Regions from separate parts of the Homo sapiens genome. Here region 2 is linked to region 1. A link is a contact called in ENCODE Hi-C or POLR2A ChIA-PET data. All regions are on one chromosome and are shown on one strand. The core of a region is the stretch at or near the end of the contact, and the rest is flanking DNA. Distances in the headings are between cores, read along the strand shown.

Evidence for each region. Hi-C counts contacts between places; a loop is a spot of excess contacts on that map. ChIA-PET counts read pairs that join two places held with the same protein, here RNA polymerase II (POLR2A). Pooled maps may share reads with other maps.
Region 2: a map with no recorded cell type shows a loop between it and region 1 (7-fold over the local background). The contact joins two enhancer-like sites. A Hi-C loop is called at or near these places in 2 of 37 single-sample maps with no recorded cell type and 2 of 50 pooled maps. POLR2A ChIA-PET finds 5 or more read pairs at or near these places in 1 of 52 experiments (PC-9).

The regions. Positions count from the first base shown.
Region 1 is chr20:48,637,345-48,640,044 of GRCh38, reverse strand. PREX1 (phosphatidylinositol-3,4,5-trisphosphate dependent Rac exchange factor 1) reads left to right here. Exons shown (of 40, transcript NM_020820.4): 30 at 151-279; 31 at 2,293-2,334. Among named protein-coding and RNA genes, the nearest start is that of PREX1, 190 kb to the left of the region's middle. RefSeq lists an enhancer at 1,200-1,494. Within about 2 kb of position 1,329, at least 2 of the 41 ENCODE cell types and tissues checked have a DNase peak (open chromatin) inside an H3K27ac peak, as active enhancers do.
Region 2 is chr20:48,948,081-48,950,780 of GRCh38, reverse strand. The region is part of intron 3 of ARFGEF2 (ARF guanine nucleotide exchange factor 2); the gene reads right to left. Among named protein-coding and RNA genes, the nearest start is that of ARFGEF2, 28 kb to the right of the region's middle. Within about 2 kb of position 1,305, at least 3 of the 41 ENCODE cell types and tissues checked have a DNase peak (open chromatin) inside an H3K27ac peak, as active enhancers do.

The sequences.
Region 1 (2,700 bases), core at 80-2,579:
TGGACCCGATAATGCCCAGGAGTCCTGCCAGCTCCCTTGATCTAGGATTATGAGCTCTGGGATCTGTGATGGGACATAGGCCTTTGTGCCACCGTTCTCCAACACTACCTCCGTCCCTTCCCTGGCCCTCATGCCACTTTCCTGCCCCAGAGTTTAAACAGAAAGAAGAGTGTACAATCCGTGGCCGGAGCCTGATCCAGATTAGCATCCAGGAGGACCCCTGGAACCTCCCCAACTCCATCAAGACCCTGGTGGACAACATTCAGAGATATGTGGAAGGTCGGTGGGCAGGGAGGGTGCATCATGGTGGGGAGGGGGCCATGGCTTTTGGTGTGGAACCTGAGAGAATCAGGAATGGATCCAGTTCTGTGACCCCTGTTTCTCCATGACCAGGGAGAGGACAAGAGAAGTGATGCCCTCTCTCAGCTGAGTGTCCTGCCCTGGGCAGGATGTGACTTGAGCCCAGGAGTTTGAGACCTGGGCAACATAGTGAGACCCTGTCTCTATCAAAACAAAAATCAGAAACAAAACAAAACAAAACAAAGCCCTGACTTTGGAGGTTGAAAAGGCTGAACCTGTTCTTTCTCAGCTTCCAAAGCATTGGATGTGTGAGTTCCTGTTATTATCAGGGTATGAGGGACACCGGCTGGCAGCCCACTGACCAGATTCAGGCCCACAGATAGGTTTCGATGCTGCAGCAGCAAAAACTGTGACTCTGCTTCCAGCTTGACAAAGGTTCTCACATAGAAACTTGGATTTCTGGCTGCTCTTGAACAACACGAAGATCTGGTGACTCTAGGCCCAGTCTCCCATCCTCCCTTGGTGGAGAGGAGTGGCGGCCGCTCTGTGTACGTGGGGCCGAGGTGCTTTCCAGTTCACCCCAGTCTCCACCACTCCCTGTGGCTTGGCGTCTGCTCCACGCATCTTACATCACCTGCCTGGCCCTTGCCGGCATTTGCGTCTGAGACTCCTGCGTTAGAAGGATCCGGACGAGGGAGATGTTTGACCAGGACAGTGGGAGATTAGAGGACTCTGGGCTGTTCCCTCGGGGAATGGCAGCCTCTGAGTCGGAGTCTCTGCTGCTTCTGATCTGTCCTGTTCTCCAAAAGTGTAACCAGTGAGGAGCATCGACTCTGGGTCCAGACCACCAGGGCTTGAATCCCAGCTCACCCACTTACTGGCTGTGTGATCATGGCGAGTTCCTTGACGCCTCTGGCCTTAGCTTCTTCCTGTGTCAAATGGGCCCACAGTGCTGCCTCCTTCCCGTGTGGTCAGGAGGATTAAATGAGTCAGCATAGGTCATGCGCTCAGTGCCCTGGCTGCCTGGCGTGGTGACTCCTGGCCTGGCTTCCTGGTGTGGTGAGTTCTGGCCTGGCTGCCTGGCGTGGTGAGTCCTGCCGTGGTGCCTGGCGTGGTGAGTCCTGACAAGAGCGCACCACTGCAGCTGCTCTCGTTCTTACCCTGCCCAGCCCTGAGTCCTGCAGTCCTCCCTGGGGAAGAAGGCACCTAATAAACCAAATCCAAAGCCCTTCCACATCTTTCTAAGCCCTTTTGTGGGCCGAGGAGCATCTTTTTTAAGGAAAGAGAACAGGATGTTGGGCCTGGAAGAATTGAGCTTTTTTTGCAGGACAGGGCGTGTGTAGGGCCATGCCCATGTAGGATGAGAATATGTATGTGAGGCTGTTAGGAGTGTGTGTCTTATGTGTGCACTCGTGTGTCTGTTGTGTGTCTGTGTGGATGTGTGTGTACCTGTGTGTGTACATATGTATGTGAGTCTGCAGATGAGTGCACGTGTGTGGTGTGCACTTGTGTGTCTGCTGTGTGCTTGTGTGGGCGCATGTGTACCTGCGTGTGTACATATGTGAGTCTACGTATGAGTATATGTGTGTGTCTCTGTGTGTGGCATGCACTTGGGTGTCTGTTGATGTGTGAGTGTGTGTGTGTATGGATACGTGTGTATCTAGGTTGTACGTGTGTGTGACCATACTTATGTGAACAAGGTGTGGGGCAGGGGCTGTGGCCCAGGGATTAAAGGGGCTGGTTCCATCTGTGTCCCAGGCTTGCACGTACAGATGGGGCTCACAGTTGGGGTTCCACTGCCTGAGGTCAGGGGTTCCTGGAGTTTACCTGACAATCAATAAAACCTCCTTGAGCACAGCCTTGGGTGCCAGGGCTTTGCTGTGAAGGGTCAGAGCACCTTGGGAGGTGCCATGGGGAGGGGCCCGGTTCTGCCCTCACCTCTTGCTGCCCCCTCCCAGCCCGTCCCCCTTTCTGTCTCCCTTCTCCTTCCAGATGGGAAGAACCAGCTGCTCCTGGCCTTGCTGAAGTGCACAGGTGAGGCCTTTAAAGGTGTGTGGGGGGCACATACCCGGCCTCTTCCACCACCCAAGGCCGACCATCCATGCCCTCGGGGCCTGGACGGGGGGAGGCAACGCTTTGGCCTGGAGCCCCTCCAAGAGCTACTTGAAACTTGCTTCTTCCTCTTGTGTCCAAGGGACAAGTCTCAGGGCACTGGAGCCAGGAGCCCTGTCCTGTGCCACTGCCCAGGCCTGGGTGGATGTTGACGGGGCCCCGGGATAGAGGACGATGTTAGGGGGCCTTGTGCCGGTAGAGCCTTCAGCCCCAGCCTGGGGGCTTCCACCCAGCAGAGAGTGGGGAAGAGGAAGGGGGAGGAGGTAGCGGGAGAATCTTGGAGACCTT
Region 2 (2,700 bases), core at 56-2,555, 310 kb before region 1:
TCTGTTACCTAGGCTGGAATGAAGTGGTACGGTCATGGCTCACTGATGCCTCCACCTCCCAGGCTCAAGCAATCCTCCTACCTCAGCCTCTTGAGTAGCTGGGACCACAGGCACATGCCACCAAGCTAGTCTAATTTTTCTTTATTCTTTGTAGAGATGGGGTCTTGCTATATTGCTCAGATTGGTCCCAAACTCTTGGGCTCAAGCGATCCTCCTGCCTGTAATCTCAAAGTGTTGGAATTACAGATGTGAGCCACCGCGCCTGGCTTGAATTACACTTTAAATGGATGAATTGTATGCATGTTAATTTTATCTCAAAAAGCTGTTAAAATTATATATATATATGAATATGTATTTTCTTTCAATGGAAAGATACCTAAGAAACTAATAACATGGTTGCTTGAGGGAGGAGAACTAAGTAGCTGTGAGCTGGGGTGGGACTAAGACACTCTGTAGTACATCTTTTCATTTTTTTCAACGTTGAATCCTGTCAGTGTATTTTCTACCCCAAAAATTAATGTAAAAACTTCATCTGCATTTCACACCTACATCAATAGTAGTGTGTGTCACCCACGAGCAGCTGCTTGGAACGTGCCCTCTCTGAGAGGTTACAAATTGGTCTGTGCCACCTCACACACAACCGGGATGTCAGCATGGAGGACAGAGCTGGAAGGAACCTCAAAGGTCAGCAGCAGGATGATTTCTAAGCCTGGCTGAGAAACATAATCACCTGAGGGAGCTCACTAAAAACACAGGTTCCTGGACTCCGACCCAGACCTACTGAAGCAGAACTTCCAGGTGGAGCCCAGGAATCAGTGTTTTTCTCCAAGCTATCCACGTTATATTGATGGTTGATCAGATAAAAGAATCACTCATCTGGCACATATACATGTGAACTCTAAGGCATTCTCTGCCTCCAGTGACTTGGTGAAGACTCCTAAAACTGCTGTTCTGTTCTTTCCCCTTTTTGGCTTCTACTGGTCACATGCTTCTGCCCCCACCAGGGGGACTCAGGTTCCTGAGGTTATCTATAGAGCAGCCACCACTGTGGGAGGAAGACTGGCCGCTCTGCAAAGGTCCGACACCGTTTCTCAATGGCTTTTCCCCTTCCTTAGCTAGTGAAGTGTCACCACTCAACAAGCAGAAAGAAAAATGGATTGAGAGAGTGGCTGAGAGTAGAAATGCAATACTACTGGATGGAGTAACTGAAGGAGCAGGAGAGAGGCCTGCGTACACTCTGCTGCTCAAGTCCAACCCCCAAATCTCCAGGTGAGGGGTGTGGCCTGTGAAGGGCAAGTCCAGATGCCCTTTACCTCACCCCTCACATTGCTGCTGCAGGTGCAGGCTTCCTAGGAGGGCAGGGCTGTCTACCTGGAAAATGAGCTCTGGTTTTGACATTGCTTGTTCTTACATCTAACAGACTCAAGTCTGTTTTGTGCACTGGATTGCAAGTGGGGTGGTCTAGGAACTCCTCAAATGTGAATGCTGAAAAGTAGGCTGCAATACTGATGCCACAAAGCAGGCTGGACATGGATTACGACTTTCGCACTTTAACTAAAGTATGAAAAGGACAGAAAGTATCCTCCCCTCTCCAGACTCCTTAAGGGGCACATTACTCTTCAAATCAGAAAGGGTTTTAAGCATGACTTCCCCCCTCATCTGTGCAGTGAGACAAGGCCAGGAGAAAGGAGAGTTCCTGTATCCTGTGGATCTTTCTGGTTCTGCTTTCTCATCCTTCTTTGTGACAGACCCTGTTCTGGGCACTGGGGATACAATAGTAAGACAAACGTAATTATTTTTCTTATAGAGTCTATATTCTCCAGGGAGGTGCACCAAAGCTCAAAGTCCTAACTGGGACCTACAGGGCTGTGTGTGACTTGTAGATACTGCCCCCTATCTCCCACTATCCCCCAGGTAGATGTCCCCACCTTGTTCCTTGCTAACGCAATGAGCGGCGGGAAGACGGACAGGGAGGGAGGCCTCTAGGCAGCTGGCCCACTGACACATGAGTCAGGGCTTGCACAGGGACATTCTGCCATGGAGGGGAAGATGATGACAATATAATACACTATAACAGGCCTTTATAGGACTCACTGCATGAAGGAAAATGCTATGCGGTTGGTTTCTTGGTACAGAATAGGACATACTGTACCTCTGTACTGTAATAAACAGAGGTTAGGGTAAGTAAGCTGTATTACAAGTTATCCCACCCACATGAATGAATATATTTGGTACAAATTAAGTCTTCTACCTCACTGGTCTCTTCTGAAGTTGGTTCTATTTACTTTGCCTCAGTGATAGGAATCCAAAGAGTCACCTCTGACCAGAGAAACTGAGGCATGTCTCCAAGGAGGCTTGCACAGAGATGTTCACTATAACCCTGTGTGTGCCTCTGTACAGGGGAGCGAGAGATGGAATGGTGGCATGACACGTCATATGCCAGTCAAAAGAATGCACTAGATCCACATGGAGAGATATAGCTAGAGCCTGATAACGGTGTTGAATGTAAAAAGCTGCAGAGAAACTTGTACAAGTGATATCACTTATTGAAAAAAAAAGAGAGGAAAGAAAAGTATACACCTAAACAGGCAATTGGGTTTGGGGCTGGTGGCCCAAGGAACTTCATTTTATCTGTAAAGTTCTAAAAACCTTTTAACAGAGACTGTAGTCATGTACAACTTACATAATTAAAAATTGATT